Regions from separate parts of the Homo sapiens genome. Here all the other regions are linked to region 4. The links are chromatin contacts, found by Hi-C or POLR2A ChIA-PET in ENCODE. All regions are on one chromosome and are shown on one strand. The core of a region is the stretch at or near the end of the contact, and the rest is flanking DNA. Distances in the headings are between cores, read along the strand shown. Region 1 overlaps CCDC186 (coiled-coil domain containing 186). Region 2 overlaps LOC124902507 (a long non-coding RNA gene). Region 3 overlaps LOC105378492 (a long non-coding RNA gene). Region 4 holds the start of CASP7 (caspase 7). Region 5 has its middle 61 kb from the start of ADRB1. Region 6 holds the start of ADRB1 (adrenoceptor beta 1).

Evidence for each region. Hi-C counts contacts between places; a loop is a spot of excess contacts on that map. ChIA-PET counts read pairs that join two places held with the same protein, here RNA polymerase II (POLR2A). Pooled maps may share reads with other maps.
Region 1: POLR2A ChIA-PET joins it to region 4 with 13 read pairs in GM10248. The contact joins the enhancer-like site here to the promoter of CASP7 in region 4. POLR2A ChIA-PET finds 5 or more read pairs at or near these places in 3 of 52 experiments (GM10248, activated CD8-positive, alpha-beta T cell and activated naive CD8-positive, alpha-beta T cell).
Region 2: a pooled map shows a loop between it and region 4 (9-fold over the local background). The contact joins the enhancer-like site here to the promoter of CASP7 in region 4. A Hi-C loop is called at or near these places in 3 of 168 maps with a recorded cell type or tissue (CD4-positive, alpha-beta T cell, CD8-positive, alpha-beta T cell and naive thymus-derived CD4-positive, alpha-beta T cell), 25 of 37 single-sample maps with no recorded cell type and 14 of 50 pooled maps. POLR2A ChIA-PET finds 5 or more read pairs at or near these places in 2 of 52 experiments (CD4-positive, alpha-beta memory T cell and activated CD8-positive, alpha-beta T cell).
Region 3: a map of B cell shows a loop between it and region 4 (4-fold over the local background). The contact joins the enhancer-like site here to the promoter of CASP7 in region 4. A Hi-C loop is called at or near these places in 2 of 168 maps with a recorded cell type or tissue (B cell and endothelial cell of umbilical vein), 19 of 37 single-sample maps with no recorded cell type and 9 of 50 pooled maps. POLR2A ChIA-PET finds 5 or more read pairs at or near these places in 1 of 52 experiments (activated T-cell).
Region 5: a loop to region 4 is called in a map with no recorded cell type, with 6 times the contacts of the local background. The contact joins the enhancer-like site here to the promoter of CASP7 in region 4. A Hi-C loop is called at or near these places in 3 of 37 single-sample maps with no recorded cell type and 4 of 50 pooled maps. POLR2A ChIA-PET finds 5 or more read pairs at or near these places in 1 of 52 experiments (A673).
Region 6: a loop to region 4 is called in a map of endothelial cell of umbilical vein, with 5 times the contacts of the local background. The contact joins the promoter of ADRB1 here to the promoter of CASP7 in region 4. A Hi-C loop is called at or near these places in 1 of 168 maps with a recorded cell type or tissue (endothelial cell of umbilical vein), 1 of 37 single-sample maps with no recorded cell type and 5 of 50 pooled maps.

Annotation. Positions count from the first base shown.
Region 1 is chr10:114,157,477-114,160,814 of GRCh38, forward strand. It overlaps CCDC186 (coiled-coil domain containing 186), which reads right to left. Exons shown (of 16, transcript NM_018017.4): 3 at 78-204. Among named protein-coding and RNA genes, the nearest start is that of MIR2110, 15 kb to the right of the region's middle. Within about 2 kb of position 2,080, at least 2 of the 41 ENCODE cell types and tissues checked have a DNase peak (open chromatin) inside an H3K27ac peak, as active enhancers do.
Region 2 is chr10:113,954,979-113,958,509 of GRCh38, forward strand. LOC124902507 (a long non-coding RNA gene) reads right to left here. Exons shown (of 2, transcript XR_007062296.1): 2 at 2,384-2,704. Among named protein-coding and RNA genes, the nearest start is that of ADRB1, 87 kb to the right of the region's middle. Within about 2 kb of position 2,078, at least 3 of the 41 ENCODE cell types and tissues checked have a DNase peak (open chromatin) inside an H3K27ac peak, as active enhancers do.
Region 3 is chr10:114,019,829-114,023,500 of GRCh38, forward strand. LOC105378492 (a long non-coding RNA gene) reads left to right here. Exons shown (of 3, transcript XR_946332.1): 3 at 2,677-2,867. Among named protein-coding and RNA genes, the nearest start is that of ADRB1, 22 kb to the right of the region's middle. Within about 2 kb of position 1,528, at least 2 of the 41 ENCODE cell types and tissues checked have a DNase peak (open chromatin) inside an H3K27ac peak, as active enhancers do.
Region 4 is chr10:113,678,040-113,681,487 of GRCh38, forward strand. CASP7 (caspase 7) reads left to right here and starts at 1,873. Exons shown (of 7, transcript NM_001227.5): 1 at 1,873-1,939. RefSeq lists an enhancer at 2,459-2,748.
Region 5 is chr10:113,980,817-113,984,258 of GRCh38, forward strand. No RefSeq gene overlaps it. Among named protein-coding and RNA genes, the nearest start is that of ADRB1, 61 kb to the right of the region's middle. RefSeq lists enhancers at 2,431-2,510, 2,611-2,680. Within about 2 kb of position 2,140, at least 11 of the 41 ENCODE cell types and tissues checked have a DNase peak (open chromatin) inside an H3K27ac peak, as active enhancers do; they include A673, where a contact is called at or near this core.
Region 6 is chr10:114,042,066-114,045,613 of GRCh38, forward strand. It overlaps ADRB1 (adrenoceptor beta 1), which reads left to right and starts at 1,801. Exons shown (of 1, transcript NM_000684.3): 1 at 1,801-3,548. The coding sequence starts at 2,068. The coding sequence ends at 3,501. RefSeq lists an enhancer at 1,169-1,218 and silencers at 1,489-1,768, 1,839-1,898.

The DNA.
Region 1 (3,338 bases), core at 830-3,329, 480 kb after region 4:
CTGCCACAATCGGCTGCCAGGAATGTATTTATTTTATTAATTGAAGTATAGTCTTCGAAGATTTTTGTCTTTTTTACCTGTTTAATTGTGTTCATATGCTGCTTCTCAGTTTCTGTTCTTTTCTTTAGTTCTTCTCTTAAATTGTCTTTTTCTGAACAAATGTCTACGAAGAGCTCCTGATGCTTCTTATTTTCTTTAATTAACCTAAATATAAAAAGGGCAGTGTATGTAAAACATAATTTAAAATGGAGATAAAATAATATGTGGAATATAATTTCTTTACAGATCAGGGTACAGATATCTATAATTATTCATTATGTTAATAAATTAACATTCCTAAATAATCATTTTATAGTGAAACATAATACTTTGCAAAAGATTCTCTGGCCCATTAGGCTATTAACTTTTCCCTAGAAATATGAATATTTCAAATCAAAATAGAATCATATGAATGAAAAGCACACCCTTCCAGATTTATACCTTCAGGTATCTCAATTATGCACCAATCCTGTCAGCACTGGCACTCTTCAAATAAGTGGTTCTCAGCCACGGGCAATTTTGCCCTTCCAGGCATTTGTCTGAAGACATTTTTGGTTGTCCTAACAAGGGTAGGGGCTGCTACTGGCATCTAGTGGATGGAGGCCAGGGATGCTGCTAAACATCCTACAATGCACAAGACAACTCCAACAACAACAAAGAATCTGGCCCCAAGTGGCGATACTGCTAAAGTTGAAAAGTCTTGCTTCAGATTTTAAAAATATTTTAATGATAGTCTAATAGTTATAATGTACAGTCAATGTAAAACAGCAAAATAAAATCTAAGCAGAAATATCATCTTGAATTCCCCTAGAAAAACAGAAATAAAGTCTCAAAAACTGCCTGCAAAGTGCTTAGAAATGTAAGATGCCTAAGAAAGCTAACAGCAAGTACTCTAGGACTAATTAGCAATAGCTGTAACCTAACATTTATTGCACACTTGCTATTGGCTAAATTTAGCTTTTTTAATTTAAAAAAGTGTATTATTTCATTTAGTATTCAAAATAAGTCTATGAAATTATTATCATTACCATCACTTCTGTTTTACGAATTAAAAAAAAAAAAAACTAGTTAGGCATGATGGCTCATGCCAGGAGTCCCAGGAAAAGCACTTGATCCCAGGAGTTCCAGGCTGCAGTGAGCTCCACTGCACTCCTGCCTGGGCAACAGAATAAGACCTTTGTCTCTAAAAATAAAATAAAAATATTAACAGCAAAACAAAACTGAAGCCTAAGACTTGTTCCAGGTCACACAGCTAGTAAGCAGTTGAACTTTCAATTTTGTTTTGGATCCAGGTATACTTCCAAAGCCCCAGGCCTTTCCACCTTCTACTTTGAAGATCACTCATTAACTCAACCAGTACTTACTCAGCATCTATTTTATGTGGGAAATATGTCAGCAAATAGTCCCTGCCCTCGTGGAACTTACATTCTAGGGGATAAAATAAAAATGGACCCTAGATATATAATAAAATGTCAGCTGGTGATTAAATCCTATTAAGAAAAATAAAGGAGAGCGAAAAGCCAGAGAGTGACTTGAGCTGCTATTTTAGATAAGTAGTCTAGATAGGCCTCTCTGAGAAGGTGACAGCTGAGCCTAGGAATCAGTGAGGAAACAATCATACAAATGTTTGGAAAAAAGGCAAATATATGCATGTTTATTCAAGCCTTTTATGACACAGTGGTTTAACTTAGATCATTTATGTGAGGCATACTCAATTGCTACAGAAAACTACTTGAGACACAAGAGTCCTGCCTATAGTTCACAAGTGAACAACAAAGGGAGGGGGAAGTGAAAAGCAGTAAACACTCAATTTGTTACTTATGTGCCAAATGCATATTCTATATACAGACAACTGTTCTTAATTAAGAATTTTGGTCCCAGCACTTTGGGAGGTGGAGGCGGGTGGATCATGAGGTCAAGAGACCGAGACCACCCTGGCAAACATGGTGAAACCCCGTCTCTACTAAAAATACAAAAATTAGCTGGGTGTGGTAGGGCGTGCCTGTAGTCCCAGCTACTCAGGAGGCTGAGGCAGGAAAATCGCTTGAACCTGGGAAGCGGAGGTGGCAGTGAGCCAAGATCCGCCACTGCACTCTAGCTCAGTGACAGAGCGAGACTCCGTCTCAAAAAAAAAAAAAAAAAAAAAAAAGAATTTTAGGCTAGGCACAGTGGTGCATGCCTGTAATCCTGGCACTTTGGGAGGCCAGTGTGGGTGGATAGCCTGAGTTCTGGAGTTCCAGACTAGCCTGGGCAACATCGTGAAACCCCATCTCTAAAACAAAAAAACCACAAAAGTATTAGCTGAGCCTAGTGGTGCGCACCTGTTGTCCAAGCTACTTGGGATGCTGAGGTGGGAGGACAACTTGAGCACAGGAGGTTGACGCTGCAGTGAGCTGAGATCACACCCACTACACTCCAGCTTGGGCAAGAGAGCAAGACCCTATCTCAAAAAAATAAAATAAAGAATTTTTGGGCCAGGCGCAGTGGCTCACGCCTGTAATCCCAGAACTTTGGGAGGCTGAGGCAGGTAGATCACTTGAGGTCAGGAGTTCAAGACCAGCCTGGCCAACATGGCAAAACCCTGTCTCTACTAAAAATACAAAAATTAGCCGGGTGTAGTGGTAGGCACCTGTAGTCCCAGCTACTTGGGAGCCTGAAGTAGGAGAATTGCTTGAATCCAGGAGGCAGAGGTTGCAGTGAGCTGAGGTCGCGCCACTGCACTCCAGCCTGTGTGACACAGCACAACTCCACCTCAAAAAAAAAAAAAAAATTTGGTTGGAACCTTAGACAGTAATATTGATGTGTTCAAAAATCAAAGAACAGAAATAAAGAGAAGAATGGTGCTTGCCAGGGCACAGGGGGTGAGGGAAAAGGGGAGATATTGGCCAAAGCCTACAGACTTTTCAGTTATAAAATGAGTAAGTTCTGGGGATCTAATATACTCCATGGTGATAACAGTTAATAATATCATATTGTACACTTGAAATTTGTTTAGACAGTAGATCTTAAATGTTCTCACCACACACACACAAAGGTAACTGTGATGTGACCGATGTGGTAACTAACTTGATTGTGGTAATCATTTCACGATGTATATCAAATCATCACATTGTACCTCTTTAAATATATACAATTTTATCAGTTATATTTCAATAAAGCTGGGGGAAAAATGAGGGAATGTATAAACAAAGATTTGGAAATAGATGCATTCATTAAAATTTCAAAGAAAGTAAAAGGAAGTTTTCTTCATAGAAAATTAGATGAAGAAAAAAGTTAAGAAAAAAATTTAGTTGTTTTAG
Region 2 (3,531 bases), core at 828-3,327, 280 kb after region 4:
GGAACTATTTTTGGGTGGGAAGCATGATGGGTTCTTCTGATCTTTACTCTCTTCCTGACTGCTTGCCAGGTGGAGGGTCAAAGGGCATCAGAGAAAGAGAAGCAGAGGCAGAAGACAGTTCCTATTGCAATGGGGCATCCCAAGTTGGGCCCTGCTCCCGTTTCTGGCAGACTGTTAAGGCTGATGCTCTTGCAGGGCCTTTTCAGAAATCCCCCGCTGGCCCCTCTCCCCTGTGAGGGGGAGTTCCCTTGATGGGGCAAATACATCTCCATCCCCAATGGCCCCCTCGTCAACCTGAGACACTTCCAGGTTACCCCCCAGTGTCCCACAGCTGGGGCCTCCTGGACCAGACACATCATGGTCTCTTAGTCCATTCCTGCTGTTATTAACACAATACCACAGAGTGGGTAATTGATCAGCAATGATAATTTATATCCTACAATTTTGAAGGCTGGGAAGCCCAAGATCAAGGCCCTAGTGGGTTTATGTCTGGTGGGGGCTGTCCTCTGCTTCCAAGATGGCACCTTGTCTCTTCGTCCTTTGGAGGGGACGAATGCTCTGTCCCCGACAGAAGGGCTGAAGGGCAAAAAGGGGGGCCTAACTAGTTCCCTTCAGCCCTTTTATAAGGCACTAATCACATCCTTGAGGGGTGGAGCCTCATGGCCTAATCGTCTCCTAAAGGCACCACCTCTCTCAATACTGTTGCTTTGGGGATGAAGTTTCAACATGAATTTGGAGGCACACAAATATTCAGACCATAGTAGCCCTACAGCTGCCTTCCTGCTCCCGCAGATGTGGGGAGCAGGGAATCCCCAGTCCAGCAGCTCCCTAGCACCTCCAAAACACTTAGTCCTCTCCGGCCTTCAGATTTTTTTCACAGCACTTAGACCCCAGTCCATGGAGACAGAGGCCAGCCTTCAGGGTCTCCCAATGGCATTAACACATTGTCAAAGCTCTCAAGGCTCCTCTGGAAATCTTCCTGGATTACACTCTGGGGAGGGGTAGGCGGGACTCACAGCACAGCCCCGTGTTGCACTATCACAGCTCACTGCAGTCTCAAACTCCTGGGTTCAAGCCATTCTCTGCCTCTGTCTCCAGCTTAGACGGGACTACAGGTGTGTGCTATCGAGAACTAAGTCTCTAAAAGTAGGATTTCAGATAACAGCTGTTGTCTGGTAAGGGAGAGTTCCTTCACAGCAGCCCTTTCGATGTCTGCCACAGGGCCAGGCATGGTGCAATCCCAGCACTTTGAGAAGTCAAAGCGGGAGGATCACTCTTCTATATCCTGCCTTGTCTTCCTTATCATCTTTCCCTGCTAACACAGAGATCTCTCTCATTTGTCTAATAGCTGGTTGTATTCCTTTGTTAGTTAATGTATTTATCAATTCCCTATTGAAGGCTTTGAAGCATTACTTTTTCTACAAGTGATATGGTTTGGCTGTGTCCCCACCCAAATCTCGTCTTGAACTGTGGCTCCCATAATTCCCATGTGTTGTGGGAGGGACCCAGTGGGAGACAATTGAATCATGGGGAGGTTTCCCCCATACTGTTCTCCTGGTAGTAAAAAAGTCTCACGAGATCTGATGGTTTTATAAGGGGAAACCCCTTTTGCTTGGTTCTCTCTCTTCCCTGCCACCCTTTAAGATGTGCCTTTTGCCTTCTGCCATGATTGTGAGGCCTCCCCAGGCACTTGGCACCGTGAGTCCATTAAACCTCTTTTTCTTTATAAATTACCCGAAGTCTGGTATGTCTTTATCAGCAGCGTGAAAACGGACTGATAACGACAAATCAATTTTTTTTTTTTTTGAGACAGTGTCTCACACTGTTACCCAGGCTGGAGTGCAGTCACATGGTCACAATCACGGCTCACTGCGGCCTCAACCTTCCGGGGTCAAGCAATCCTCCCACCTCAGCTTCCCAGGTAGTGGGGATTACAAGCACATGCCACCATGCCTGGCTAATTTTTTGTGCTTTGGATGGGGAAAGAGTTAACATCTGAGAAGATAAAAGTAGAATCTGAAAGGAGGGAAGCAACAGAGAATCTGGAAATGTGGCAGGGCCAGGGCAGGGTTGGGTTTGGAGTGGGAGGCGTGTGGAGACAGGTTTGGGAACAGCCTCAGTAGGGGAGAAGTTGGAATCTGGAAGAATTTGGAAACAGGTTTCTGAAGGGCTTCAGGGCCTTTATGCTTTTTTTTGCTTATTTCTTTTTGAGCCTTTCTCTTAGGTTTGGGAGTTTGCCAAAGGAATGTGCTCTGCAAGTAAGTCAACAAATAGTTCCCGAGGATCTGCTCTATGAAAAGCCCAAATTGTCTTTGAAAAGCATGCACTGTTTAAAAATGTTATACTGTGGTAAAACATACATAACATAAAATTTGCCATCGACTATTTTTTGAGCAATATTTTTAATGATGCGTAATAGACGTACAGAGTTTCAGGGCTTCCATCAACCATTTTTAAGTGCACGGCTCAGTTGTGTTAAGTATAGTCACACTGTTATACAACCCATCTCCAAAGCGTTTCCATCACCATTGAACAACAGTTCTCCATTTTCCTCCCCCTGGACCCCGGCAACCGCCTTCTAGCTTCTGTTTCTATGAGTTTGGTTACTCTAGATACCTCATGGAAGTGGGGTCATTCAGTCGTTGTCTTCGTGTTGCAGAGCAAGCATTTTTAAGTCCTGCTATGTGTCCATCACTGTGTATGACTCCGAAATAGAAAAGGAGGATCGTTAAAAATGGATCTTTTTTTCACTACCACTGTGATCAGCAAAACTGGGAAAAGGGCAGACCTTGGCTGTGGCCTCTCACATTGCCCCAGTCCATGGCATGAGCGTCTCACCCAAACTTCTATTCTGGCCCTAACTTTCCTCCCTGCCCCCATCCAATGCTGCCTGGACCAGCTGTCACACTGGACTCTGGGACAAATTAATTCACGTGAAACTGCTAATGGCTGACACAGTAATAAGTCAGATTGTGTTTCAACATAAAGATTTAAATCTCTTTTTAACAAAAATATAGAGAAGGGGGTCTCACTATGTTGCTCAGGCTGGTCTCAAACTCCTGGGCTCAAGTGATCCTCCTGCCTCAGTCTCCCAAGTAGCTAGAACTATAGTTGTGTGCCACCAAGAACTAAATCTCTAAAACTGGAACTTCAGATGACAGCAGTAGCCTGGTAAGGGAGAGCCCGTTCACAGTAGTCCTTTAGGTGTCTGCACAAAGCAAATGGGTTTCTCTCTGCCCATCATTGTAAGCCTGTGACCCTTGGGACAAAACACTTTGCCTCATAGGTGCATCCTAGGAAGAATCCATCCTACTAAAGTTGCCATCAACTGGCAGAGCACTCAACTGGCAGTGGTGTGACCTGCTGTCTCCCTGCTCTGTGCTGGAGTGGAGCCTCTGTGATCTGCCTCTGCCACAGGCAAAGTTCTCAGGGAAACTAGAGAAACTGGACTGACTTGGGGGAACCATTTATGACACCAGGTAAAAGACCATGGAATCCAGGCTCTTCAGGGCCATCGCTGTAGGGGCCTAC
Region 3 (3,672 bases), core at 278-2,777, 340 kb after region 4:
AATATGTACTTTTTACTGTGAGTCTCAGTCAAAAATACTTAAAAAACTGACTTGGGTATCTGTACAGAACCAGTTATGATCATGTCTGATTTCTTTTTATATGTACTATAGCACCTAGCACCCTGCCTTAACACAGAGAAAATGTCCACTAAATATTTATGGAATAAACAGGAATGAATGAATTAATGAATGCACAAATGGATAAAGTACATGAAGTATTTCAAGAGTGAGAAAGCAGATATGGTAAGGTAGAAAAAAGTAAGACTGTCTTTGGGAAAATTTCTTTTACTTTTGGGGAAAGCTTGCTCATTTCAAGGCTCTAAGGTCCTGTTCATCTTGCATAACTGAAGTTTTGATTGGACAAAATATCCACTTGATAATTTCCTACTTCCCAATGTAGTTTATATTGCATGAAACTAATATAACAGTCTTTCAGAACTAGTGTAGTGACATGCATAACAAGATTGGAAGTAGATAATTTTCCATTTTAATGTTAGTGTCATGTCTTACTTAAAATTATCAGTGACAGTGGACGTGTTGGTAAAAAAAGGAAACAAGCTAAACATCCATCCACTGAGAAATGGATTAACAAAGTGGTCCATCCATGCAATGGAACTACTCAGTGATAAAAAGCGATGAAGTATTGATACATGAAACAACATGGATGAACTTTGAAAACATTATCCTAAGTGAAAGAAGCCAAACACAAAAGACAGCATATTGTATGATCCCATTCATAAGAGCTTTATAAACAAAAGGCGGATCAATGGTTGCTTGGGCCGGCGAGTGAGAGTGGGGATTGACTGCAAACAAGCCAAGTGATGTGGTTTGGCTGTGTCCCCACTCAAATCTCATCTTGAATTGTAACTTCCATAATTCCCATGTGTTGTAGGAGGGATCCAGTGGGAGATAATTGAATCATGGTGGAAGTTTCCCCCATACTGTTCTTGTGGTAGTGAATAAGTCTCAGGAGATCTAATGGTTTTGTAAAGGGTTTTCCCTTTTGCTTGATTCTCATTCTGTTTCTTGCCTGCTGCCATGTAAGGTGTCTTTTGCCTCCCGCCACGATTGTGAGGCCTCCCCAGCCATGTGGAACTGTGAGTCCATTAAATCTCTTTTTCTTTATAAATTACCCAGTCTCGGGTGTGTCTTTATCAGCAGCATGAGAACGGATGAATACTCCAAAGGAGGGAATGTTTTGAGGTATTGGAAGTTTTCTAAAACTGAATTGTAGTGATGGTTGTATGGTTGTACAAATGGACACATTTTCTGAAACTTATTTAACTGTGCACTTACAGTGCATGAATTTTCTGCTATGTAGATTATACCTCAATGAAACTGTTAAAAATAATTACAGATGCTTTGAAATGCCTTCTGGCAGTACAGGAGAAAGTTTCCCTTCTACTTCACAGTTGTGGATTTATTTTTTGGAAAACTGGACTTCTCTAAAAAGTCAGACCATTATGTAACCTGGCCGCTTCCCCCTTTTCCAGGAACGCGGGCAGAACATCAATGTCTGTCTATCTGCCTGCTGGTCAGCTTCCTTATGAGGAGGCACAATACCAACTGGCAAGCAGGGCCTTGCTGGTCATTTGCCCACTCACTCAGCAATGGGGATGCCAGGGGGGAAATAATTCCTTTGAAGCCCTTTCTATACTGTTGTGCTCCTCAGCAGACAGGATGTAGGGTCTTTCCTATGCTGCCAAAATCAGCAGCAATTGTCAAAAGAAAACACCAGACCAGTACAATAAATGTGAGGGATTTTTCTCACCAAATAACTCATTTCACTTTGAAAGTACAAAGCAGTTACATTTCTAACCTTGCAACTTGAAATCATACAGCTATTCAAAGCTAATGATCAAGGCAGGCAGCATTTTGAAGAAACAATTGCCATTTTCCTCCTTGCTTGTTCAGATAATGAAGGAATGTGTCTTACACATCTTCTACCCTCTCCTACCCTCCTTCCAAATAGTACCCTGGAACTGTGCTAAGTGCGTACTAAGCTCTGGATAAATACTTGTTGATTTGATTGATTCTTTGTCTACCCTAGTGACAATGGCCAGATTAGAATTGATGGGATGATTCCCGAAAGCTGGGAATGGAACACCCTGTACACTGTGGTCTCAGTAATTTGATTAATGATGATGTGTTTTACAATGATTACTTTCAAATCACAAATCTCCAGAATCCCTCAAATCCAAACTGGGTCTGGAAGGCAGGGGGAAGCTTAACAATATTTTGGCTCTCATCAGTTCATGTCAAAATTACAAACCAATTCCAAGTAGGTGAAAGTTATTATAGCTCACAGTTATATGAAAACCAATTTCAGCATTGCTAATGTTTAAAACAGACAGGTGCTGCGTTCAATTTTTTTTAAATGTCACCAGAGTTTCCACGTGATTTATAATCCTAATTCAAAAAAAGCAAAGCTTATGTGAGTCCTTGGCAAAACGCACAAAATACAAACTAAAATGAACAACAAATGGCAACTCGATATTGAACTGGGAATTACATTTTGTGCTGTTTCATTAACTTTTCCAAGTATTTCTTTCTAAAATGCACTCCTGGCTACCCCCGACACACACACGAGATAAAGGAAGAGTGCACACAGATGGCTCCCGTCCAGGCCACTCAGCGGCTCAAAGTGAATGTGATTCCTGTGTTCTCTCCATGCAGATCGTCAATGATGAAGCATGCAGTAAATAACCCTCCCTCCCTGGAAGTGAAGACAGCCTGTGGGGGAGAACTGGCTCCATTAAAGGCTTCAAGCCACAGGAGTTGTTTTCTCCGGAGATGATGAACGTGGGCTGGAAAAAGAGACAAGAGTCACCTACTTCGTGCAGCTTTTTCCCCCCAAACTGCTAAAAGTCCTTTACCCTCAAATAAAATCATCAAGAGAGAGCTGGAAATGGCATCTCTTGCCACAGATCTGTGTTTTATTGTTATTGTTTTCACATAGTATTTACTTAAAGTCTGCTGTATATCCAGCCCATGTGTAACTCACCAAATTTTGAGCATCTTTTTTTGACTGTGCCTGCCTATCCAGTTCTTTGTAAGATCCTTGAGAAATAGAATTGAGCCTTTTCTTCTTTGTAGCTTTGGCCTCTCAGCCAAGGCCTGGCAAAGAGTGTGCATTCAATTAATGTTGGTTGAATGGATGAATAGAAATGAATGGATGGGTGGGTGGATGGATGGATGGATGGATGGACCAATCAGTCAATAGATCTCCCCATTTTTAAGCTCCTGTGTGTCAAAGTTCCCTGGCATTGAGATTGTCCTATCAATGCACAGCATTAAATTCCTGCCGTCCATCTGTTTCGATGGTAAGCTTGGAGAAATACTTGTGGAAAGAGTTCCTTGCTTCTCTGATGCCACATGTGGAATGCTCTTTGCCAAATGCACTATTTGTCACTGAACACCACTCTTCCTGATATCTTATTCCATTTATAGATTCTGGCTCTGGAGTGCAAGATTTTATTTTTTGAATTAAAATGTGATAAGAGACCTTTCAGTTCCCAGAGTTTCTTCTCTTGTCTGTAGGTCAGAAGTTATTGGCTAGAGTCCCAGTATCTCCCTTGAGCTACCGCATGCGTCTGCTGACCAAATCTTCTTAGCCTTCAAACCAAATGATGTCATTCTTTATGGTGCATTTTTCTAACAGATTTACACTGA
Region 4 (3,448 bases), core at 623-3,122:
TTGATTTTCTGACCTCGTGATACGCCCGCCTCGGCCTTCCAAAGTGCTGAGATTACAGACGTAAGCCACCGCGCCTGGCCTTGAATTTCTTTACAAAGCAAATTATCTTAGCGTCTAAATGGCTTACTTTACCTCCAACATTTTGGGAACATGGGTATTAAAAAAAGACTAGGGCAGCCACATTAGAAATTGTGTCACTGCTGGTTAAAAATATTCAGGGATTCAGGATTTTCCCGTAAGTTAATCAATTATAATTATTCCCTTACACTTGCCAGGGGTCAGTCTTTTTTTTTCAAACCAAGGAAGCATCCTCACCTGGAGAGATTTGAGCGACAAATACTGAAGTCTCAGGCCCACGGGAAAGCAAGCAAACAGAAAGAGAAGATGGCGTTCTTGCCTGGTATCCGACCACTAAGCATGTACTCCATTCACGCAAGGATTTGGTGGTTCCTAAAAGTAAATACTGTGTCTCTGATATGAATAAAACTACAATTTCTTCTCAGATATTTTACACCTCAGTGTGATTGAGTTTAGTTGCTTCCCTGAGCCAGGGTGAAGAAAGACGTGTGTGTGTGTGTGTGTGTGTGTGTGTGTGTGTGTGTGTTGTGGGGTCAGGGTGAACTAGGTGCGTGTGTGTGTATGAATCCGTGTGTGTGGTGGGTTTCATGAACTAGAATCTGTGTGTTTGTGTGTGGGTGTGTTGGGTCGGGGTGAACTTGAATCCGTGTGTGTGTGTGTTGTGGGGTCAGGGTAAACTGGAATGCGTGTGTGTGTGTGTTGTGGGGTCAGGGTGAACTGGAATGCCTGTGTATGTCTTTTGTGGGGTCAGGGTGAACTGGAATGCCTGTGTATGTCTTTTGTGGGGTCAGGGTGAACGGGAATCCGTGTGTGTGTGTGTTTGGTCAGGGTGAACTGGATAACTGGAATCCGTGTGTGTGTGTGTGTGTTTTGTGGGGTCAGGGTGAACTGGAATCCGTGTGTCCGTGTGTGTGTGTGTGTGTGTGTGTGTGTGTGCGTATGCTGTGGGGTTGGGGTGAACTAGAATCCGTGGAAGTGCTCAGTCTCTCCCGTGTTTGACTGACTCCCGGCCGCATACCCAGTCCCTGACACACGGGGGCGCACAACAAATATTTCCCGAAAGATCCAGGAGCAGCATCTCCACCAGCAAGCTGGGCTGCTGGGTGGGTACTTCCTTCAAAGCTGAGGGAGCGTCCTACGCCCACGCGCGCAGGAGGGCGCCCCCCGCAAAGCAACGTCTAGGAGACCACAGTGGATGCCACAGCGGGCCCGAAGCGGATCAGCCTTGTGGGGTACGCATGCTAATGTAGGCGTGGAGTCCCCCAGGGGGACGCCAGCAGTTCCAGCTGGGATCCAGGTTTCGCTAGGGGAGAGCCTCTGGCTATGGGAAAGGGGTCTCCGAGTTGATGTGAAGGCCCAGGTCGAGGTGTACACTGGGGGCGGGGAAGTGGAGGTGACCACACGAGCGCCCCATCACTGAGCGCCGCCGCGAAATCTGCGCTCTTTGGGTCACTTGGAGCGCGGCCAGTTTGGCAGATTTGTTTTTTTCCCGGAACAACCCGCGGCGGCTCGGCTGTCCCGGGAAACTGCAAACTTTGCTGTGCGCGTTCTCCCGCGCGCGGGCTCAACTTTGTAGAGCGAGGGGCCAACTTGGCAGAGCGCGCGGCCAGCTTTGCAGAGAGCGCCCTCCAGGGACTATGCGTGCGGGGACACGGGTCGCTTTGGGCTCTTCCACCCCTGCGGAGCGCACTACCCCGAGCCAGGGGCGGTGCAAGCCCCGCCCGGCCCTACCCAGGGCGGCTCCTCCCTCCGCAGCGCCGAGACTTTTAGTTTCGCTTTCGCTAAAGGGGCCCCAGACCCTTGCTGCGGAGCGACGGAGAGAGACTGTGCCAGTCCCAGCCGCCCTACCGCCGTGGGAACGGTAACTGCAGCCCCCACCTCGGCCGGCGCCTCTCCAGCCCGCCGGCCGTGCGCGCCTTGCCTCCCTCCTTCCTGCCGGCTTCCTAGTTCCCCCCTGCGCCCCCAGCGTGGTCTAGGGGAGCCTGGTTGAGTGGGACTGAGTGGCCCCGACGGCCTGCGCTGAAACTTTGGGAAGAGGGCCCGTTCCGCTCTCTCCATCGCTTGCCTTGCTCAGCTTGTCCTCCCTTCCCTCCTAGCCGGGGGGCTAGGGGACACCTCGTACTATTCGAGATTTAGGAGAGGAGGGCTCGTGATCTGGCACAGCGGCTAACAGCGAGGGCTCCTTTGCCTGCGTTCCGGTCCCCACCCCTTGCCTGCCGGCGGTGGGACCTCAACCCTCTCTCTGTTAAATGGGAACCACGGTGATCCCCGCAGACTGTTGGCGGGGATGGACAGAGTTGATTATGGTACGCGTTTCGCGGCAGTGGCTCTGTCAAGTCTGAGTACACTGGAGCTGAGCGTCCTTGCTGCAGGGCTCTTAGAGGGACCTTGAGGAGGTGGAAACCAGGCAGGAGACATTTAGACGTGTGGAGTGTTAGGCTCCAGGTGACAGCTTTGCGGTTTATGGAGCAGTAAAATTACTTGTGGGTGATTGTGGGTGTATCATTTCCAGATCTTTATTCTTGAACTTCTGGGCTCCTGGGCTAGTTGACGTGGCCCTCCCTGTTGTCTCAACTTACAGGCTATTTCCTCCTTTTGGGTCTCGCCGGCCTGACCTTCACCCTTGGTACCGCCATTGCCTAGATTCACAGTCCACCTTCTGCCACCTGTAAACTGTGTGGCTTTGGACAGGTTACTTAACGTCTCTGAAGAAGCTAAAGTTTCTGCAATAGCAAAGTAAAGGCCCTGGTCTAGCAGTGCCATGAGCCTTGGGTGACGCAGCGGAGCGCTTGAGTGCCCAGCAGAGCCTCCCTTTCCCCCTCCCAGCTGCTAGAGGCAAGAGGGGGAGGTTTTCAGGTCTTCTCTGTGTGCCCTTTAGGAAGATTTTTATTTGGGCAAGAAGTGAGTCACAAATTGTATGATGTCACTTTTCAGGGGAAGCAGCTGCAGTCCATTTCCCCCTTCATGAAAGTAAAAAGTTCAGACAATAGCTGGGCAGTGACTTCTTACCCAGCTGTGTACCAGTTGCCCCAACATGTGGGCTCCTGTTCAACATGTTTAGAAATAATCACTACAGGAACTTTTTTTCAGTCTCTACAAAATCTTTTTAAAATATGGATGTGGTTTTTAAATATCGGCAAAGGTTGACAGTTGCATATTATCTTAGTCTCGTGGGCAGTGGTGATAATGGGAATATTTCTTGACTATTTAGATTGTGCCACCTAGCATTTTACATGCATTGTTTCATTCATCCTCCCAACCACCTGTGACATAGGTACTGTTGTTTTCCCATTTTACAGATGAGGAAACTGAGGCTTAGAGAGGTCGAGCACTTTTTCTGAGGTCCCATGGCTAATATGTGGAAGAACTG
Region 5 (3,442 bases), core at 890-3,389, 300 kb after region 4:
TACTCAGCTTCTTGCAGTTTCCTCACCCACCTATCCATCCTCCACCCTCATAGCTTATTCCAGCCACAGGCCTTCATGTAACATTCCCTTTGCCTGAAATGCCCCTCCACCCACCACCACCCACCCACCATTGAGGAGCTGCTGGGCCACCTCCTGGGCCTCCATAAAGTTCAAGCATAGCACGCTTCCCACCCAAGCAGGAGCCAATGGCCACATACTTTGTTCTTCACTGACCCTGTCCTTGTGATAGCACACAGCTGTGGAGCTGGGAATCCACATTTTTGTCTCTCTCAGTAGACTGTGCACTCCAAGAGGACAGACCCAATTTGATCATTGCTGTACCCTCAGTGCCTGGCTTTGATAGTGCTTGGCACAGAGAGAAGCTTTAATGAATATTTGTTGATTTACTGAAAGGATGAGGGTAAATCAAGGAATGAAAATGTGACTTCTGGCCATCCTTGTGACCATATTTAAAATGGTATCATCTAAAGTACTCAAGAAAAAGCAAGTCACATCGAGTGTCTATTGGTTCCCCCTTTTGGCTTTTTGTCTCTCTCACTGCTTTACCCTTTCCAGGCCCCAAACAAGTGTCTACAAGGAAAGTATAAAGCAGTACCTACCAGAATTTGTTGTGTCTTAGTGCAGCTGTGCTTAGGACTTCATTGGCAAAGGATTATGGGTGACATAATGGTGGGGCCTACATATTACAGTGTGGTTCAGTGGCAAAGGATTATGAGTGGCATAATGGTGGGGCCAGTGTATTACAATGTAGTTCAGTGGCAAAGGATTATGGGTGACACAATGGTGTGGCCTGTATAATATTACAGTGTAGTTTAGTAGCAAAGGATTATGGGTGACACAATGGTGGGGCCTACGTATTACAGTGTAGTTCAGTGGCAAAGGATTATGAGTGACACAATGGTGGGGCCTATGTATTACAGTGTGGTTCAGTGGCAAAGGATTCTGGTGTCAACACTGTATTACAGGAAGGTCCAGGTTTTGAAAAGGAGGATATTCCTAATAGAAATATCTGCTGCAATTACAGGTACCCTACCTCAGTCTCCTCTTTGTGCATTACAGATCATTAACTATTTGACAGAGGATAAGGCAAACATACAGAGAAACCCAAAGCCAAAGTCGTGGAAGCCACTGTGAAATGAAGATTAGCTAGAAAGGAAGATAAAATATCCCTGAAATTCTAATGTAAATCCATGGGAAAGAAAAGTTTGTTAACACACTGCTGAAAAGTCCATAGTCTGGGTTCTAGCCCATCTAGCCATTAGTTGTGTGACCTTGGACAAGCCATCTAAACTTTTAGAACCTTAGTTTCTGCAGTGTAAAATGAAGAGGGGATTGAAGTTGGTGTCCTATGAAAAGATGTGAAATTGTTTCAGAACACTAAAAATCTGTTCACAATACAACAGTAAGAACCCAGGCCATGGCGAGAGAAGTGGGTTCAAGTCCTGGAACTGCGGCTGTGTTTCACTTGTATGTCCTTGGGCAGACTTTCTAAGCTCTTTGAGCTTCAGTTTCCTAATCTGAAGATTGGGGCTTATGCCATGGAACTTCTAGAGCAGTTGGGAGGAATAGGAAGTAGTGTATATGTAGTGAAGTTAGCTCTGATTATTGTTGGGTTTTGAGGCCACACAGCATAGTAGTTAGGAGTTTGGACCCACCTGGTTTGAAACCCCAGCTGTGCTGTATGACCTTGGGCAGGCTACTTACTTTCTCTGCACCTCTATTTTTTCCTGTGACAGATGGAGAGAATGGTTTTACCTACCTCAAAGAATTATTAAGGGGATTCAATAAGATAAATATAATAAATAAGTGTGAAGATATTGCTCAGGATCTGGCTGGCAATGCTTTTGCCTTTTCACTGCCTGAACTGAGTCCACAGGACCAGGTGCTCCAGCCCCTCCCACTCTGGCTCCTTCTTGGCTCAGCCCCCTGAAGTCAGAAGGGCCCTTCCTTCCCATCCTTTCAGAAGGAAGAGAGAAGAGGAAGGCAAGGTCCCAGTGACAGGGGAAGGGCCCAAGATGACCTTGGAGGCACAGAGAAAGCTGCCTGGAACTCAACTGCCCTCAGAGCCCACTGGTTCACCCCCCCTCACCTCTCTTGGTTTCTGAAGCTTAAAATAGCCTGAACCGGTGTGGCCACATTTCACTGTGCCACTCGGAGAGAACCCCTAGGGTGTTTTCAAAGCTAGTGCTGAGCTCCTCGGGGCAGGCTCCAGCTATAAGTTATTCATACACACCCTAGCTCCACCAGGTCTGCTGCAAAAATGTGTTCTGAGCGCTTTTCTGCTAAGGCCCCATCTACAGGCAGCTCCACTTGCTGGGAGGGGTCAGATCAGTCAGCTACTTTATTTAATAAAGAGGGATTCTGAAACCCTTCCGTGGCTGCTAGGAGTGCTGCTGACCAGAGCAAAGCGACCACAGGTTCTAAGCAGAGGCAGGGGCTGCATGGTGGGGAAAGGCATAGCCTGGGAGTCAGGCAATTGGTGTTCTAGATCCACCTCCGCCCACACCGTTAGATGATCTGAAATAAGTCACCTCCCCTCTCTTTGCCTCTGTAGGTCTCTCAAACTGGTTCTGTCCTCTGCTACGTACTAGTCTCATTCTTAGACCTTATATGATGTCAAGATGGCTTCCAGCAGCTCCAAACCTACTTCCTCTCATGTTCACATCCAGCAGGAAACAAAGAGGGCTTCCCTTCCCCTCGTTAGCCAGACCAAAGTCCTGCCCTGACCCCTGTAGCTTGAGTTGGGCTATGTGCCCATCTAGGGTAGGGGACATGGTGAGCTGGCCCACAGAGCCCACTCTGACCTCCTTCTGGGGCTTCCGTATACTGCAAAGGCTGGAAAACTGAAATATACATCCACAGCCTCCCTCTAAGCTGGGGTTCTGCAAGCACATCAGGTCCCAGCCACAGGATGTGGTAGGGTGAGATTTGAAAGACAGCCGTGAGAGAGGCACTCTTTTCTTGCTGTGGCTCCTGGCCCAGGACGGTTGTTTCAGTGTCCAGTCTCTAGCTTCTCAGATGTTGAAAAGCTTCAGAACCCTAGCCTGTAGCAACTGGATGTATTCTTGAATACAGGGGTTCTAGTGGGGGCCTCCTCACTCTCTGCCTTCTTGTTTGATCACTGGTGGGCAATGGGCATCTTTCAGGAAACCCAGCCAGAGCCTGCTCCTTCAGTCCTTCCAGTGATTTCATGAGCACCTGTTGCTTTGTGTTGAATACCTTTCTGATTAAAAACTGCCAGAGTAATTCCTTGTATCTGACTGCTGGCCAAGGCACCATCCCTGAACCAGTCACTGGGCCAGAGAGAGAGGAATGTGCTGATTGCCTAGAATTTGACATATACACCCGTCTCCGGGGTCTGTGTTGATCATCTCTGCCAACAGATACAGACCAAGAAAGAGAAGAGTTTCCTGAAATTACT
Region 6 (3,548 bases), core at 551-3,050, 360 kb after region 4:
TGATTTTATATAAACTTGAAAAACATTACTTTTTGCTTTTGACCTGGACAGCTGTGGAAGTCGGTCTCTCCTTGCAAGGTAAGGATATGAGCTTGGTCATATTGATGACCATCAACGAACATGATGTTCGTTACGGGCGCTGTTCTTATTCCAATGCTAGAAGGACCTGTGAGCATTATATAACATTTTCATGCACCCTTACATAAACAATTAGAAGCTGTTTACTCCTCAAGGACTCAATTAGAGATTTTTTTAATTTTTTTATTTTTTTTTTTATTTCAGGCCTGAGCTGAGGACACTACAGGAGCCAAATTAGAGAAGGGGCTTGCAGTCCTGCCATATTGCATATTCATGGCTTTCTTGTCCCCTCACCCCCAGTATAATCCTTTTTGCCAGGTTAACAACTCACTAATTTCAAAGCAATTCATTTGCCAACTCAAAAAAAAAAAAAAAAAAAACCACAGATACAACTTTAAATGCTTTTGGATTTTAATCCTCTGGAGTATTTATATGTTTTCTTGTCTCATCCCTTCAAAACTAATCTCAGAGTTTTGAGAATCTGGGAACTTGGGCAAAGGAGAAAACAAGCACGCAGACCAAGGAATCTGAAATCGCAGTTCATTACGTCAGCATAAACTGACAGTACCTTTTTGTTTGTATTGACCCAGCTCAAATTATAAAATCACATGAGTAATAAAACACAAAATACAGGTGTTATCATTGAAAAGTCTAAAATGTAATTAAACGCGTTTTTTCCCCCTCGCGGTGGTATCGTTTACTCTGTATCTCAACGTTTCTGTCTCCCTAAGCCTCTCCTTTCATATCATGAGCATACATTTTTGCATCATGCTCACACGTTCATTAGCTAGGACTGAGGAGTGTGTACGATTCCAAAGGGCCCTCAGCGTTAGCTGTTAGATGCACAAACCTTCGCTTCCTTTCCACATCTACTGCACTCGAGGTTCAACAGAGGATCCTTGCAAGAACAGCGCCCAGAGAGCATTCTTGACAGATGCGCGCTTGGCTCCAGCAACCCGCTCTGCTGGGAAGTTTCTTCTAACCACTAACACCCACCTCCAATCCCCCAAGCTGTCACGACGCATGCTGGCTGGGTCCCGTCTTGACGGGGGAAGGGTTTTACACACACCCTGCTAGGCTGCCCCACATCACAACCAAGCTCGCAGGGCAAACTCCTCCAAGCCTGGCGGACAAGCTGTCCCAGGCGCTCTGGCGCTTCCTGAACACCAAGGTCCCCTCCCCGCTCAAGGGAGCTAGCGCTCTGTTCCGCAGAGAACCCCGGAACTGCAGGTCGAGGGGATGCGGGGGGAGCGGGGGCGCAGGAGGGAGCCGAGTGCTGGAGGCAAACGGGGCGCAGGAGCGGGTGCGGGAGGCAAACGGGGCGCAGGAGCGGGTGCGGGAGGCAAACGGGGCGCAGGAGTGGGTGCGGGAGCGAGTGGGGGCTGAGGGAGGGGACGGGGCCCCGGGGGGAGCCAGGCGCGGAAGGGGGCGCGGGGGAACAGGGACCAGGAACCAGCGGGCGCAGGAAGGGGTGCGTCCGCAGGAACCCGCGGGCGCACGGGAGGCACTAGCTACGCGATCAGCTCGGGACTCTCAGGAGCCGCTCAATTGCCAACGGGAGGGGGGTGCGGGGAGTTGGAGGTGGGGGTGCAGACCAGACGGGGGCGTGCCTTTGCCCGGATTGGCTGCAGGAGCCTGACGCGAGGCCCCGGGGGTTGGCTTGGGGAGTGGGAGCGGGGTGGGGTGGGTGCTGGGTGCCGGAGCTGCGGGCCCGGCGCGCTCAGAAACATGCTGAAGTCCCGGCGGCTCTTCCAGCAGCGGCAGCGGCTCCAGCAGCAGCGGCGGCGGCGGCGGCGGCGGCAGCGGCAGCGACAGCGCTCGGCTCCTGCGGGAAAGGCGCCCGGCGCCCATGCCTCCGGCCCCGCGCCGCGGCTGCCCTGACCCGGCCGCGACCTCCCTCTGCGCACCACGCCGCCCGGGCTTCTGGGGTGTTCCCCAACCACGGCCCAGCCCTGCCACACCCCCCGCCCCCGGCCTCCGCAGCTCGGCATGGGCGCGGGGGTGCTCGTCCTGGGCGCCTCCGAGCCCGGTAACCTGTCGTCGGCCGCACCGCTCCCCGACGGCGCGGCCACCGCGGCGCGGCTGCTGGTGCCCGCGTCGCCGCCCGCCTCGTTGCTGCCTCCCGCCAGCGAAAGCCCCGAGCCGCTGTCTCAGCAGTGGACAGCGGGCATGGGTCTGCTGATGGCGCTCATCGTGCTGCTCATCGTGGCGGGCAATGTGCTGGTGATCGTGGCCATCGCCAAGACGCCGCGGCTGCAGACGCTCACCAACCTCTTCATCATGTCCCTGGCCAGCGCCGACCTGGTCATGGGGCTGCTGGTGGTGCCGTTCGGGGCCACCATCGTGGTGTGGGGCCGCTGGGAGTACGGCTCCTTCTTCTGCGAGCTGTGGACCTCAGTGGACGTGCTGTGCGTGACGGCCAGCATCGAGACCCTGTGTGTCATTGCCCTGGACCGCTACCTCGCCATCACCTCGCCCTTCCGCTACCAGAGCCTGCTGACGCGCGCGCGGGCGCGGGGCCTCGTGTGCACCGTGTGGGCCATCTCGGCCCTGGTGTCCTTCCTGCCCATCCTCATGCACTGGTGGCGGGCGGAGAGCGACGAGGCGCGCCGCTGCTACAACGACCCCAAGTGCTGCGACTTCGTCACCAACCGGGCCTACGCCATCGCCTCGTCCGTAGTCTCCTTCTACGTGCCCCTGTGCATCATGGCCTTCGTGTACCTGCGGGTGTTCCGCGAGGCCCAGAAGCAGGTGAAGAAGATCGACAGCTGCGAGCGCCGTTTCCTCGGCGGCCCAGCGCGGCCGCCCTCGCCCTCGCCCTCGCCCGTCCCCGCGCCCGCGCCGCCGCCCGGACCCCCGCGCCCCGCCGCCGCCGCCGCCACCGCCCCGCTGGCCAACGGGCGTGCGGGTAAGCGGCGGCCCTCGCGCCTCGTGGCCCTGCGCGAGCAGAAGGCGCTCAAGACGCTGGGCATCATCATGGGCGTCTTCACGCTCTGCTGGCTGCCCTTCTTCCTGGCCAACGTGGTGAAGGCCTTCCACCGCGAGCTGGTGCCCGACCGCCTCTTCGTCTTCTTCAACTGGCTGGGCTACGCCAACTCGGCCTTCAACCCCATCATCTACTGCCGCAGCCCCGACTTCCGCAAGGCCTTCCAGGGACTGCTCTGCTGCGCGCGCAGGGCTGCCCGCCGGCGCCACGCGACCCACGGAGACCGGCCGCGCGCCTCGGGCTGTCTGGCCCGGCCCGGACCCCCGCCATCGCCCGGGGCCGCCTCGGACGACGACGACGACGATGTCGTCGGGGCCACGCCGCCCGCGCGCCTGCTGGAGCCCTGGGCCGGCTGCAACGGCGGGGCGGCGGCGGACAGCGACTCGAGCCTGGACGAGCCGTGCCGCCCCGGCTTCGCCTCGGAATCCAAGGTGTAGGGCCCGGCGCGGGGCGCGGACTCCGGGCACGGCTTCCCAGGGGAACG